2 separate regions of the Homo sapiens genome follow, and region 2 is linked to region 1. A link is a loop called in an ENCODE intact Hi-C map of the cell type or tissue named here. Cell type or tissue: Caco-2. All regions are shown on one strand.

Region 1 (8,000 bases):
CCTCTTGGCATTCCTCAAACCTGCCAAGATGCTTCAGCTTCAGGACCCTTGACACCTCCTGAGGCCTCCGCTCACTCCTCAGCTCCTTCAAGTCTTTGCTCACATGTCACCTTCTCTGTGACCTCCCCAACCTCCCCATTGAAAATTACGTCATCCTCCCGTCTCGGGCTCCCCGTTGCCTTTCCCCATTTTCTTTTTCTCCACAACCCCTCTCCCCATCTGACATGCATGTTACTTAGACACTTGCTTATTCTTTTCTCCCCCACCTGGACTGTAAGCTCCAGGAGGGCAGGATGTTTGTTTTATTCACGGCTCATTTCCAGTGCTTAGAAGAGTGCCGGCCACAGTGTCGCCTAGTGAATATTTATTACTAGAATAAGCAAATGAGTGAAAAGACAATAATCTTTTACAATTTTCATTTCAGGGAGCATGCGTGGTAACTGACATAAGGTTGTCAACTTTTAATCTTAAAAAATGAAAAACAATGGAAGGAAGGGAGGGAGGGAGGGAGGGATGGAAGGAAAGTATTTTTCTTTTCATAAAAGATACTTTAACCTCCCCAAAATAGAAAATGCCTTCTCCCAGGATAAATAATAGTCTTTCCCAGGGAATTTGAATGGGCCAAGTCACATGAACATATCTACCCCACAACATTGTCTTATTTTCTTTGTTCACCACGGGTCAGTGAAAACTTTGGCACCAATACTCCATGCCAACCACCCTCCAGCTCTGTGTTACTCTGGTTCTTCCTTCAAAAACAAGAGAGTTGGGCACAGTGGCTCATGCCTGTAATTCCAGAACTATGAGAGGCCAAAGCAGGAGGATCATTTGAGGCTAGGAGTTCAAGATCAGTTTGGGCAACATAGAGAAACCTTGTTTTTACAAAAACTTTAAAAAAAAATTAGCTGGTTGCAGTGGCACACACCTGTAGTCCCAGCTACCTGGGAGGATGAGGTGGGAGGATTGGTTGAGCCCAGGAGACAAGAGAGTCCATCACCCTGGCTGGCCCTTGCTCTAGCAGACACACCTGCTTACTACGTCAGAAGCAGCCTTGGCACTGGGAAGGGTGGGGGCTCCAGCTCCAGAAGCCAGCCCAGACCCAGAGCTGCCATTCGGATCACAAGAGACAGCGTGATACCTGCCAGAGGTTCACAGACTGTACAGTTCACACTGAATTTTCACTAAATGGATACTTTGCCTGGCAGCTTCTTCTAATCCACCTTTCATGCAGCTGCTATGAGAAAAGTAAGAAGACTCTTCCGAGCTCACCTCACTCACCCCCATGCTGGGCTGGTAAAGCAGCGTCATCAGCCCCAGTTTAAAGATGAAGAGCCCAGGGCTGGGAGAGGCTCAAGGCAACTTGGGCAAGGTCACAGCTCAGTTTAGAAGCAGCAGAGCCAGGATTCCAAGCCAGGGCACCTGGATGACAAAGCCTGGCTTTCACCACACCTGTCCCTTCCTCAGGTGCAGCAGGATGTTCACATAAACACCAGCCGTCCTGGAGGAACAGAGCGGCAGTGCAGGGCAGGGCAGGGCAAATCTGCTTACCTCGACGACCACAGCATTGGGGGGAAGCCACGCCCCATCTTCTCTCCTCTGCATAGAGTCCAGGAGGAGGCAGGAGGCAGGGACAAAGAAGGGCGGACCCGTTACTTCCCAGAGTAAAAGCCATCTCAGACCTCCCTGTTTCTCTTCTTCCTTCTCAGTCCCTCATCCCCATCCCTCACGTTCAACTCCAGGCCATCTGCTCCCAAAGGGCGACTCATGGGCTGCCTCCCTTCAGCCGCTCCCATCTCCCATGTCTGGAGTCATCATTTCAAGTATACCCAGCCCAGCTCAGCCCATTCTCTCACGCTCTCTACCATACACTTGAGCATGTTTAAATATCAGAAGACAAAATGACACATGACGCATTTCATATGATCTGCATTATTTTATGTGGTTCTTAGCTCACTGGCTATTACCGAAATTCCAAATCAAGTGTTCTTCTCCAGCCCCTACAGAGCCTGCAGGGGTGCAGAACCGACACTGACAAGTTAAACGGCAATAATAGGGCGCACCACAGTTTGCAGAGTTATGTGGAGTCACATAATCCATTTGAGCTTCACAATCACAAGCGTCACAAACTGAGTCTCTCAGGGAAGGGACCTTGTTGAAGGCCTTGCTTTAGACACTTGCTCCCCACTCTGGCCCTGACCAGAGGGGTCGGGAAGATTACTGGGGCCCCCAAAGTAGCCGGTGAGAAAGGACCTTTGGGAACAGGTTTGGGTGAGGGAAGCCTACACACTAAGGTGCTTTGGCTTAATAGGTGTGTGCTAAATAGGGTGACTGTTCCAACCCAACACCTATGACAGCAAAAGAGGGTGCATAAATAATTACAGGACAATAGGCGTAAACCTGAGTGACCCGGACAAACAGGGACTTGCGTTCCCATGCGAAGGGTCTGCCCTGGATCGTCTGGGAGACTGTGCTAGGTGCTGTGGGGACACCGAGATGGTGACACCCTCGCTGCCCCGGGGAGTGTGACATTTACTGGAGCAGGAGATAGATAAATACATACTGGGACATGACCACAACCATCTCTGTCACTTAAATGCTATGTTCAGAGCCTTGTCCCCTGCACTCCAACTTTACAGAGGGAAACAAAATCTGTCTGCAGCAGAAAGATGACGATCGCGACGGGAGCTCCTATCCCCAACCACGAACTGAAATGGTATGGAGATGGAGGCATTTGAACTGGGCCTTGAAGGATGACTAGGGCTGTCACCGGTGCTGGGGAGAAGGGATTGAAGATCGGCGTCTGTGCCGGAGGCAGGTTGTGTTCCATCGGCAGCTTGCTACGAGTTCAATCGCAAACATGTAACAGCAGGAGTTTAAGCAGGACTGGCCTGGCTGCTCCCTTGTGACCACCGACTTTGCTCGTGCTCATCCTAATTTCCTGTCACTAAGAAAAGTCACATCAGACACTGTGGTTGGGTTTCCAGGTGGTTTCCTATGTGTAGTGGCAGAGTGTCACCTCCAGGGGGCGCTCAAGGCCTCCCCACGGCTCACCTGCAGGAGGAGTGGGGCAAGCCCAGGACGCTGAGAGGAGAGAGAGGCCCAAAGCCCCGCTCCCCACGGAGGCCTGCAGCTTTCTTCTCTGTTTCCATCTCACCCACAACGAACACCCCAGGCGCCAGTGCCTTCAGGCCGGCCAGAGGTAGCAGCCTCCCGAGAGCCCTCCCAGGACCAGGGGGCAGCCCACACAGGCATTTCAGGGGGTTCGCGGTATGGGAGAAGTGGACCCTTTCCCTGGGTTTGTCTCCACACCCGGCCACCGTCAGGGGCGTGCGCTCCAAAGGTCCCTGTAGAAAGGGGCCCCAGAGGAGAGGACGTCGCCCAGCCTCTGTTCAGGCCTCTGGTTGGTGAAGCCAAATGAACCCAGGTGGCAAACAAAAGCTCTGAGTAGATGGGGCCCCAAGTCCAACCCCCAAGCCTACATGGACTGGAGGTGACAAAATGGGTCCAGGGTCCTGAATGGTCACCTCCCTGGAGACCCAACTAACACGCCTGGCTCAGCACGTCCCAGGGGCAGCACGGGGACGTGGTAGAAGGAAAGAACAGAGCCGACGGGGGTGTACTAGCCTGTTCTCGCACTGCTATAAAGAAATACCCGAACCTGGGTAATTTATAAAGAAAAGAGGTTTAAATGGCTCACAGTTCCACAGGCTGTACAGGAAGCATAGCTGGGGAGACCTCGGGAAACTTACAATGACGGCAGAAGGCGAAGGGGAAGCCAGCACGTCCTATATGGCCGGAGCAGGAGGAAGAGGAAGACAATAGAAGGAGGTGCTACATACTTTTAACCAACCAGATCTCTCATGAGAACAGCAAAGGGAAAGTCGGCCACCATGATCCAATCACCTCCCACCAAACCTTTCCTCCAACACTGGGGATTATAATTCAACAGGAGCTTTGGGTGGGGGACACACATCCAAACCATATCAGGCGGAGAGGTGGGGCCAGCCTTTGAGGGGCCTTGAATGCCAAGCTAAGTGACTAAAGGAAGACTGAACTCAGAGTTCTTCATACAGAGACAAATGCAGGACCTGGCTCCATGCATTTTCCCCTACAGTGCTCTCTGAGTCCACTGGGCCAGTGTAGAGGGATTCAGTGTCTTGGCACCATTGTATTTGCAGTCCAGCCTGTCACCACAGGCCATCTGCTTTCAGGTGTAGTGCTGGTATTAATAATAGCTACCATTTATCAAGCACCTGTGAGTAGTATATAGTTAGGTATTATAAGCTTCATTTTATAGATGAGACAACTACATTTTCAGCAAATCAAAAGTTGTAACTGACAATGCTAGGGTGTGAGTCCAGGCCTCGTGGCCCCCGAACTTTGGCCTTCACTCTGGGTCTTACATATTCGGCCCGTGACTGCCTGCTATCTTTCATAGGCAGGGTGCCTGACCAAGACGAATGTCACCACACACACCCCAACTAAGAAAAAAATAAAGTCCCAACGCCCCAAGGAACAACCCCTGCAGACTTAGCTTTAGGGGAACACACTGTACTCATTCCCCAGCCTTTGCTCAAGCTGACCCCGCAGCTAGAAAGCTCCACCCCCGTCAGCTCTGTTTATTGAAATCCTATTCCTCCTCCAAGGCCAGCTTCTCAGAGAGGCCTCCTCCAGCCCTGCCAGGCTGAATCACTCTTGACCTGTGCCCTGTGAACTCTGTGGCTTGCCAGCTGCAGCCCCACCCATTCCCATTCCACCTTGACCTCCTGCAGAAGAGGGAGAGACCAGGCCTTTCACGCACCGCCCCCAGATCGCCCCGTTACCCCACCACAGAGCTCTGCACACACTCAGGGCCCAGAAATACTTGTGGCGCAGAGACCAAGCCCAGAGTCTCTGGGAATGGCCATGGCCAACAGCACAGGTGATGCTGCCAACTTAGCAGGTGCCTCCGAGGGCTCACGCTGCTGCCAGCTGCCATTTTCCAGCCCCAGGAATGAAAACAGCCCTATGGTGGCTGAGCCACTTTTACGCTTCCCAGAAGCCAGCCAGCCCTGCCTGGGCTTCTGGCCAGGGCAGTCACAGCTCCCACCTCTCCCACCCACATCTCCTGCATCCCCCCTCAGCATTCCTGGACTGCTGTCAGTCCATCGGGGGCCTGCCTGATCTAGGTCCCAGTTTCTCTTCTTTGCTGAAGCCCCAACTCTGGGCCCAGCCCTCCCTGCCATCCAAGGACTAGTCCCAGACTCAGTCCCCAGCAGCAACTCCCAGTGACGCTCCCAGTTTCACGGCTCTGCAGCCACCCTTCAGCAAGCAGGCCAGATTCCTCCAGGTGCAGCACCAGCCTGAGCCAAGGCCAAGGCCACCAGGCCCCTTCAGAAGCAGAGCCTTGCAGGAAGCCAGCTCTGCAGCTTGAGAGGAAGCAGGCCAGACTCCCCCGGCCCCCATCACCCTTCAGAGCCATGGAGGCCTGCCTCCCCCAAGGCAAAAGGCCATGGGCACCGCACAGAGACTGCCGGGGCAGGGGTTGGGGGAATCTAGACCACGGTGGATCAGCCAAGGGGCCTGCTGAGGGTTTTAGCCTGGGGCTTAGTATCCCGTCCATCTGTCAACAAGCGTTTATCAAACACACAGGAAGGTTGTGGGGTTGGAAGAGCGATGGAATACAAGGGGACACGTGGCGGGTTTGACATCCTCTCTGCAGCTTCATTACAAGGAGCCTTCGGTGAAGGAAGCACCACCTCTGTTTACAAAGTCCCCAGGCTTTTATGTTATTTAAACTTTCCTGTATATGCTACATATTCTACAATGAACATGCTTTTATAATCAGAAAAATAATTAATATCCAATAAAACATAAGCAGAAAACAGACATAATATTAAATCAGTATTAAATCCAAACTTCCACATCTGTAGGGAGGTGCAGGAGAGAACGAGGGTTGGACTGGGCCCCAGGAGGCCTGGGTTCCTCTCCCCATCTTCCACCACTCCCCTCCCAAGGTGCTGTGCAAAAGTCCCAACTTCATAGCCTCAGTTTTCTCAGCTGTCAAATGGGAATAGCGATGCTGTGCTCCCCACCTGCCAGGCTTGTGTGAGAGAGATGCCATGATAATAACACCTGCGTCTCAGGCTGGCGAGAGAGTCAGTCCTGCGGGGCATGAGACAGAGCTTCATAAGAGCCCCACCTGTCCACTGGGAAGATGCGAGTGCCATTCTCAGTCAGCACCGGGCAAACTTAAGAGACATTCCAGCAAAGGAAACAAGACAAAGCCATTATAATCCCTGACTAACCACAAAAATGGTCTACTTAATCTGAGTGTGGGTGTCATTCACCTGCACGGGGCTCCCGAGAGAAGGTCCTGCTCCTGTCCCCATCATGTAGAGGGATGTTGTGGACCAGCCTGATGTCTCTCCCCTGCAGGCCTCCGGTCCATTCAGGAAATACTTGCCCAAAGGGCCAAGCTGCAAAACAGTGCAGAGGTGGGAGCAGGATCCACGCCTCCTTTCTCCCTAGAGAGCCCTCACTGCATTGCCGCCTGGACACCAGCCCCAGAAGGACCTCTTGTCCCTGAAGGAAGGCACTGCCCTGAGGATGGAGCTGACTGAAGTGACAGGCGACAAGTGCTTGGGGTCCAGCAGCGGGAGGTTGGCCTGCCTCGCCACTCTATCCCCCTAGGATGCAGAAAACCCCGGGTCTCCCTGCCCCCTAAGCATGCTGAACCCTCTCTCACTGCCATCTCAGCCTCTGCAGCTGAGGACCACAGCAGGTGTCCCCGACGCACCATTTGGAGCAGTGGTTTGACACATTATCCTCACTGCAGCCCAACCCCCTGGCCTCTGGAAGAAACTGCAGGGTTCTGAATTCTAGCCCAGGCCCTACCCTCGGGACTCACTGCCACTCAGGGTTATTCGAACGCCCTCCACTCCTGCTTTGGGCTTTTTTGTGAAAATAACTACTTTTGTGCAACAACAGCAAAAAAGCCTTGGCTGCTAGGATGAGATCTGAAAAGGGCAGTAGGGACAGCCGCTGGCTTTGGGGTCCACAGAAGCCCCACAGCACACACAGCATGTTATTGGAGACAGCACTGGTTAAATGACCACATTGGAGGGGTCCCTTCAACTCTCCACACCTCGCTTCCTGGCCTGCACACAAACTGGACAGACAAGGATGTTCTAGCAGAGTGCCTGATGGGCTGGAGGCACTCACGAAGCTCTGAAGTCCCATTTTGAAGATTAAGCAATCACTATGCATTTTCCATCCAAGGCAAAGAAAAAAGCCTTTAATTCTTGAATAAGTTCTACAGCCTCCTCTATAAATGCAGCCTTCTGAATAGGAGCCTGTGAGGAGCAAGCGGGGCCGGTCACCTATCTGGGGAAGCGTGAATGCACAAACCCATCCCGAACAAGGCGCTCTGGGCGCAAATGTTCCCCGGGTCCCATCAGTACGCGGGCACCTGGGGATGGAAGGAGGAAGAGCAGGGGCTGTGTTTGCAGATGGCCACATGGCCGGCCCTTACCCATGACCAAGCCGAGTCTGGGGAGCTCTTGCCCTGCGAGGTCTCCCAGCTGGAGCTGCGAATGCCGTCCTGTTCCCCCATGGCCCGCCCTGTATGGTGCTGTCTGCCTCCTCACCCAGCATCAGGAGAGAAATGTCCCCCGGCAACACCGGCTCAGAAGCTGGGAGGCTGGGCTGGGTGACACTGGAGCCTGGGCAGGCGGTGCTTCCCTTTACACCAGTCCCGGGAGCCCCGGCCAAGTCACAAGGCTCAGCAAAAGAGCAGAGTGTTGAATTGCAAATGCTCTCCTACCTGGGGACCAGCTGACAAACAACATCCAGGATGCAAAACTTCCAGAAGATGCCAGTTTCTGTCACCTTTGTGAAGGGGAAACTAGAGAGGGGGGAATGACCCCTGCCGGCCAGCCGCGGGGCACTGTGTACCCTGCCCTCCCCACTCCAGCTCCTCAGAGGCAGTAGGGCTCGGAGATTGAATAACTTCCCCAAGG
Region 2 (8,000 bases), 260 kb after region 1:
AAAAGAGTCTCTTCAATGGAGAAAAAATAAAATAATCAGTAAATATTGCAAAAAAGAATTTGTTTAAAACCTTACCCTGCTCTGCCTACCCCCACGACCTCTTCCTGTCACAGGCAACCATTCTACCAACGGAGATAATATTGCCAGAGAAGACGTTTTACCAGGGCAGGAGAAACATGCACCATCTTACGTCCCTTGCCCTCCATTTCTCTTCATATTTGTGTACCTGTTTGTAACTGAATGTGGTAATAGAAAATAGAAAAGACATGATGACTGGTGGCTGCTGAGTAAGCCTTCAGACACCCTTCCTAAATGCATGAGGATCTGCACTGGATTCTGCCCAAGGGCAGGTCGGGGGCAAAAGCAGATGAGTTGGCAAAAGACCACATGGAGACGAGACACCAACACTGGGGACAGGCTCATGCCAGTTTGGAATCCAGCCTTTGAACTGATTTCTCATTTTGCAAAATTATTTTCTACACCAGCTATTTCTTAAATGACTTCTGGTTGACTTGGGTGGTAACATTAAGATAAAAATGTGTTGGCAGTGAAAAAAACAAACCACACTTAAAAGAAATATTGAAGCTGGGCATGGGGGCTCACGCCTGTAATACCAGCACTTCGGGTGGCTGAGGTGGGAGGATCACTTGAGCCCAGAAGATCAAGGCTGCCGTGAGCTATAATCGCACCACTGCACTCCAGCCTGGGTGACAGAGAGAGACCGTCTCAAAAAAACAAACAAATATTGAAACGTTGCTTAGTTAAAAGCCTTTTACAATTTGTTTCCACCTAACATGTGGTTACTTATTCGATCACATAATCTGGTGAAGGAGAGTAAAGACCATGACACTGATTTGCTATTTACAACAAGGCAACATATTGCTTAGTGCTCATCAGCTTTCTAAAGAAGCTGAACATCATGTCCAGTACTTTGCAAAATTCTTTCAGATCCTCTGACAGCTTTAGTAAAAAATGTCATCACAAGCCAACTCAGTTGTCTACAAACAGGCTCTCATTTTACATTTAACTTTGAAAATATATTTACAATCCTTTGAAAATATATTTACAACAATTTAGAATCATTCTCAATTTCATTGCCTCTCAGCTGCACAGCTGGATTTTATTTGGTGCAAAAGGAAAAACTGGGTTGTAGGTAAACATTATATCATGTTTGGGGAGTGGTTTATAGAAATTTCAAGCCTCTTGTACTTTCATGAATTTTCTAACACTTTATTATTGTTATAATTATCTACTCATAATAATGACTGCCATTTATTGAGCCCATACCAGGTGCCGGCCCCTGGACTAGGAGAAACAGTTAATGTTTGTGTTACCTTGTCAGATAAGTGTCGTTGCTGAGGCTCAGGAGGATGAGGGCATGCTTGCCCAAAACTCCACAACTGGGAAATACTAGAGCCAGGATTCGGACCCCAGACAGTACGGTTCACAAGCCATATTCCCTTTAAAAATGAAGGTGACCCCTTGTCAGGCTATGGAATTTGAGGTGTGAAATTCTTTCAGCTCGTGCTGTAGTTACTAGAGATGGTCTTAATTGTCAGACAGCTCTTCAGCAGTTGGGGCAAACAGGCAAACATTAACTCATGATGACCATACCACCTGGATTAGTTTGTCCTTGTTGCATTGCTATAAGGAATGACCTGAGGCTGGGTAATTTATAAAGAAAAGAGGTTTAGTTGGCTCACCGTTCCGCAGGCTGTTCAGGAAGCGTGGCTGGGGAGACCTCAGGAAACTTACAATCATGGCAGAATGAGAAGACGAAGGAGGCACATTTTACATGGCTGGAGCAAGAGGAAGAGAGCGAAGGAGGCAGTACATACTTGTAAACAACCAGATCTCGTAAGCACTCAGTCACTATCATGAGAACAGCAAGGGGAAAATCTGCCCCCACGATCCCATCACCTCCCACCAGGCCCCACTTCCAACGCTGGGGATTACAGTTCGACACGAGATTTGGGCAGGGACACAAATCCAAACCATATCACTACCTAAGCCCATTCCTCCTACTACTGACCACTTCTTTCTTCCCTTGACCAGTGTGCATGGGTAGGAATACATACTGTATGACGCTGCTCGGTGAGAAGAAGCAATCTGACTAAACCCCTGGACTGCTTTCTGGATTTGGTTTTGTACTTCACTACTAAGGTTATTTTCGTTGGTCAGTGAACCTCTGGAACGGTAGTTCGAACAGCTTGTAATACATGTCTCATGAAAGTTACATGGATGTGTATGTATATACATGTATGCTGGAATAACTCTTTAAATCTTGATTTCAGAAATCTGGAATATTTATGCTTATACTCAAGTAAGGAATTTGATTTGAGGTATTTTAAGTAGAGTCACCAAAAATAATCCGTTGCAGCAAATTTAGAAAGTTATCATTAATGCTCAAAATATAGCATTTTCTACTTATTTTCACTTCACAATGTATCAAATAGGATTTCCAACATCTTATGAAAAGATACAGTATTTTCTCAAAGAGTAAGAAAACTGGGGCAAAGGGTAAATAAGGGTAGGAAAATAATGTGAAACCAGGGGAGAGGCTAGTACACAGAATACATGCTGTACAGCGTGTGTCATTGATTGCATCTCATTTTAAAAATAAAACGGCACATCCCACTTTCCTAAAAATGTGGCTTCTTGATCAGGAATCTCTATCTCTGTTACAGCAGTGGGACTTCTTGTCCTTTTTAATACTTTGTTCTTTCCTCCCTGCCTTAGGAAATATTCCATTTGATTCTGTCCTTGTTTTTTGTTTTTTTTTTTCCAATAGGCAGCCTTCCACAGCAGCAGTCTGAGACAATGAAAAATCACTTGAGCTTTTTAAAACAAATGATCGTGAGGAGCATTTGAGGATTCATTTGTCGAGTTAGTTGGAATGTCGTATGTGGGCAAGCTCATGTTTCCAATTTGGGACTTGGAGCAGGCAATCAGCTGTGTCGCATTCTCATATCCGCTTGAAGTCAGCCCTGAGAGCTGCGGTATCTTTAGTAGCTCACTGTGTATGGTGATAGCAAGTGTGCGAGTTGTCCTCACAGAAAACAGCTCACTTGATAGTTTATGAAGCTGCAACTTGGCAGTGCTATCCAAGACCTTTCTTTCAGAAATTGCTGTTGCCACTACCACACAGTGGACAAATCTGAAAGGGAGAATTTAGTTTTTCCACGGACTCTCCTTTTCCTATGAGGATTTTTTAGTACACCCTGTACATAAAACCATGGCTTACAAAGTGAAAACATTGATCGCTTTTTTTTTTCTTTTCTGTTTTTTGAGGCAGAGTCTCACTCTGTCACCCAGGCTGGAGTGCAGTGGCCCGATCTCAGCTCACTGTAACTTCTGCCTCCCAAATTCAAGTGATTCTCCTGCCTCAGCCTCCCGAGTAGCTGGAACTACAGGCGTGAACCACCACACCTGGCTAATTTTTTTATATTTTTTGTTTGTTTTTTAGTAGAGATGGGGTTTCACTGTGTTGGCTAGGCTGGCCTTGAACTCCTAACCTCAGGTGATCGCCAGCCTCGGCCTCCCAAAGTGCTGGGATTACAGGTGTGAGCCACCGTGCCTGGCTGATACATCAGCATTTTGAATGGATGAGTTGAATATGATTAAAAAAAAAAAAAGGCCAGGCATGATGGCTCACGTCTGTAATCCCAGCACTTTGGGAGGCTGAGGCAGGCAGATCACTTGAGGTCAGGAGTTTGAGACCAGCCTGGCCAACATGGAGAAACCCTGTCTCTACTAAAAATACAAAATATTAGCCAGGCATGGAGGTGCACACCTGTAATCCCAGCTACTCGGGAGGCTGAGGCACAAAAATCGCTTGAACCCAGGAGGCAGAGGTTGCAGTGAGCCAAGATTGCGCCACTGCACTCCAGCCTAGGTAACAGAGCAAGACTCTGTCTCAAAAAAATAAATAAATAAAAATGAAAATGAAATGTGAGTATCTATGTAGAACTGCAAAATGTCTTAGGTAAAACATAAAGTGTCCATTATTTTCCCTTTGTGCCACTGTAAATATGAAAAGAAATAATCAAATACTCTAGGCAGAATTGTAGGAGGGGGACCTAAAATTCTAAAATCAGTGTTTGCTGAACCTTTTATTTTTGCCTTCAATGACTTTTAAAAATAGATTATATTTTTAGAGTAGTTTTAGGTTTACAGAAAAATGATGCAAAGTACAAAATTCCCATTATAACCCCCTCTTTCTGTGCACAGTTTCCCCTACTATTAATGACATCTTGAATTGATGTAGTACACCTGTTGCAATTGATGACCTGACATTAATGCATTATTATTAAGTCTATAGTTTCCATTCGGATTCACTCTTTCTGTTGTACATCTCTACAGGTTTTGCTGAGTGCATGACGTCTTGTATCTACCACTACAGTATCACACCTAATAGTTTCACCACCCTAAAAATCCCCTGTGCTTCACCTATTGATCTCCCCTTCCCTACCCCTAACTCCTGGCAACCACTGGTCTTTTTACTGTCTCTCTAGTTTTGCCTTTTCCAGAATGATATGCAATTGTAACCTTTTCAGACTGGCTTCTTTAACTTAGCAATATGCATTTAAGATTCTTCCATGTCTTTTTGTGGCTCGATAGCTCATTTTTTTGTTGCTGAATAATTTTCCACTGCATAGATGCACCACAGTTTGTGCAGGAGCTGTGTGCTTGAGAAGCTATGTGTGCTCTAGGAGCTGTTCACTGGAGAAGCCACTCCTTAAAGCAGGCTGCGGGTCAAGCCTGTGGGAACCAGGAAGCAAACCGTTTTTCGTCTGCAGCATCTCTCTAGCGCCCTCTACTGACAAAGCTTAAAATTGTGCCAGCTAGCGAAGAAAAAAAATATGTAAAAGGCCCAGATTCATTTTCACTAGCAGGCAAAAAGGATGGTTTTGAGGCTGCCGGGCTATAAATCAAAAACGGGCACAACAATCTAACCTACCACAGCTAGTAAGATTCAAGGAGAGAAGCCAGGCAAACTGAAAGCTAATGACTTATGAAAAGCACCCAAGCTCACTCTCTGGACCAAAGCACTAGTTTTTTTTGTTTTGTTTTGTTTTGTTTTGTTTTGTTTTGTTTTGTTTTGTTTTGTTTTGTTTTTTGAGACAGAGTCTCACTCTGTTGCCCAGGCCGGAGTGCAATGGCATGATCTTGGCTTATTGCAAACTCCACCTCCCAGGTTCAAGCGATCCTTCCACCTCAGCCTCCTGAGTAGCTGGAATTACAGGTGTGTGCCACCATGCCTGGCTAATTTTTATATTTTTAGTAGAGACGGGGCTTCACCACGTTGACCAGGCTGGTCTTGAACTCCTGACCTGAAGTGACCCACCTGCTTCAGCCTCCCAAAGTGTTAAGATTACAGGTGTGAGCCACCATGCCCAGTCTCAAAGCACTAGTTCTGCTGATCAGTGAGTCTCAAAGTGCCCCCCTCGGATCTCTTATGCTAGAACCACCTACGGGCTTGTTACAACGCAGATTCCTGTGCTCCAGCTGGAACTGACAACTGAATTAGAATGAAGGAAGGCAGACAGGCATCTGTAGTTTAAACTTTTACTCCAGCTAGCTCTATGTACACTAACATTTAAGATTCAGGTGATCCTTGAGGGTAGGGGCCTTTTTAATTCATACTTGGCTCTTGGCCCAGTATTTGACTCTTAGAGGGTATTGCTGTAGATAGGCTGGTTCCTGCATTGGTTGGTTGGTTGGTTGGTTGGTTGAGAGATCTGATTCAAACCCAAGCAGCTGTAACTGGCCATGAGCTACAGCCCCAGCAATACTTTAACGGCATTTGGCAGATGAGCACGTCCCTTCACTAATGTTAGTAAAGCCCAGAGGTGACACATCCTCACTAGAATGGCAGATGGTATTTTCCATAGATGACTGTGGCAATATCTCCCATCCCACATCTTCTCCTACAATGTGACCTTGCCACCCTTCCATCAAGAGGCAGGGTCTATGTCCTGGATCCTTGAATCTAGGCAGGCTTGGGACTTGCTTGCAACTGATAGAATGTGCAGAAGTGATGCTCTCTGAGGCTACCTTAAAAAAGGCAATGGCCGGGCGCGGTGCCTCACGCCTGTAATCCCAGCACTTTGGGAGGCTGAGGTGGGTGGATCACAGGGTCAGGAGATCGAGACCATCCTGGCTAACATGGTGAAACTTCATCTCTACTAAAAATGCAAAAAATTAGCTGGGCGTGGTGGTGGGTGCCTGTAGTCCCAGGTACTCGGGAGGCTGAGGCAGGAGAATGGCGTGAACCCGGGAGGTGGAGCTTGCAGTGAGCCGAGATCGCGCCATTGCACTCCAGCCTGGGCGAGAGTGTGAGACTCCATCTCAAAAAGAAAAAAAAAAAAAAAAAAAGGCAATGCAGTTTCTTCCCTGTTCCTTGGGGCTCATGCTTTTGGAGCCATGAGTCTCCGTATGAAAAGTACCACTACCTTGAACCTCCACACTGTGAGGAAGCCCAGGCCTTCTGGAAAGGCCACATGTGGGTTCCCTAATCAACAGCCCTGGCTGAGTGAGGTTCCGCCCAACAGCCAGATCAACCACCAGACAGTAAGTGGTGATGTCTCCTGGGATTCCAACCCCCAGCTCTTGAGTCACTCTTAGCCATTAAGTCTTCCCAGCTGAGGCTCCCAAGCCATCCCACTGCCATGTCCAATTTCTGACCACAGAATCTGTGAGGGTAGTCAAATGGTTGTTATAAGCTGCTTAGTTTAGGGATAATTGGTTACACAGCAATAGTAATTACAACAAATTAGAAAGCACTTCTGGATTAGAATCACCTGGCCATCTCATCATCCAAATCATAGAAGCTGAAAAGCATAAGCTTCCACTTTAGCCTTCCCTCCACTGACAGTATTGCTAAGATCTTCCTTCCCCTCTGCTGAACATCACTGTGGAAGAGAAAACCCAAATACTCCTAAACTTGTTATAGTGTCTAAGAGTTGTATTTGAAAGACTTTAAAAGACAAAAACAAAAAAACACTAGTTCAGAAGTGTACCACATGCCTCACTACTTAATACCAGGGAGGCTTTATAAAGCAACATGAAAACCTAAACCAGTGTCATTTTTATATTCCCATCTGAAAAGAAAAGCACAAAATAATCAACTGTGCCGTAGAGTATCCAGGAATTGGTCAAGTAATCTTTAGTAAGCCTCTCCATTTGGAAGACCAAATGGAATAATGAGAAAGAGGAAATCATAGGGATCCATAAAACCCGGGTTCAAAATAGGTTCATCCTTATGGTGTCTGGGTGGTCTTGAGCGAGTTACTCAACCTCTCTGAACTTCAGTTTATTTATCTCCAAAACAGGATTATCTAATTATGTTCCTAGCCACAGGGCTGTTATGCTGACCCAATGTGGTGTTCAGAAATATGAAAGCACTTTGTACAGTGAGAAGACTAAATATGAACAGAAAAATGAAAGAAAAAAAACAAAATAAGCTACGTGTATATCCAGGCAATGTAGGCCAGTGTCAAAAAAGGTAAAGTAAGGGCTGGGCGCGGTGGCTCACACCTGTAGTCCCAGCACTTTGGGAGGCCGAGGCGGGTGGATCACGAAGTTAGGAGTTTGAGACCACCCTGACCAACATGGTGAAACCCCGTCTCTACTAAAAATACAAAAATTAGCCGGGCGTGGTGGCGCCCACCTGTAATCCCAGCTGCTCAGAAGGCTGAGGCGGGAGAATTGCTTGAATCTGGGAGGCAGAGGGTGCAGTGAGCCGAGATCGTGCCACCGCACTCTAGCCTGGGCGACAGGGCGAGACTCAGTCTCAAAAAAAAAAAAAAAAAAGAAAAACAGGTAAAGCAAAAAGCAAAACAAAAAATTCTCTATTAAACGTCAATGTTCCTGGCAGACACAGGTGCCCATATTTACCTGTTACAGTGATAGAGGATCCAGGAAGTGAAGTAGCATCACTTCACTGTCTTCCCTGCAAATCCTGTTTATACCAAGTTTTATACCGCTTTGCTTTGAGC

What was found. A loop is a pair of places that touch in the nucleus more often than their neighbours do. Peaks named below come from ENCODE experiments on the same cell type or tissue, not always from the same donor. Only the 100,000 strongest peaks of a DNase experiment are listed, where the experiment ranks them.
Region 2: a loop joins it to region 1, with 11 times the contacts of the local background. A loop is called at or near these places in 2 of 110 quality-filtered maps.

What each region holds. Positions count from the first base shown.
Region 1 is chr2:11,677,242-11,685,241 of GRCh38, reverse strand. LOC100506405 (a long non-coding RNA gene) reads right to left here and starts at 3,817. Exons shown (of 2, transcript NR_187639.1): 1 at 3,750-3,817; 2 at 1,919-3,051. It also overlaps a transcript of LPIN1 not described here. RefSeq lists an enhancer at 2,697-3,337. In Caco-2, a CTCF peak has its summit at 3,023 (motif pointing right); a DNase peak (open chromatin) is centred at 3,051.
Region 2 is chr2:11,414,970-11,422,969 of GRCh38, reverse strand. LOC105373429 (a long non-coding RNA gene) reads right to left here. Exons shown (of 4, transcript XR_001739285.2): 3 at 1,704-1,799; 4 at 933-1,460. Among named protein-coding and RNA genes, the nearest start is that of LINC00570, 25 kb to the right of the region's middle. In Caco-2, a CTCF peak has its summit at 4,826 (motif pointing left); a DNase peak (open chromatin) is centred at 4,759.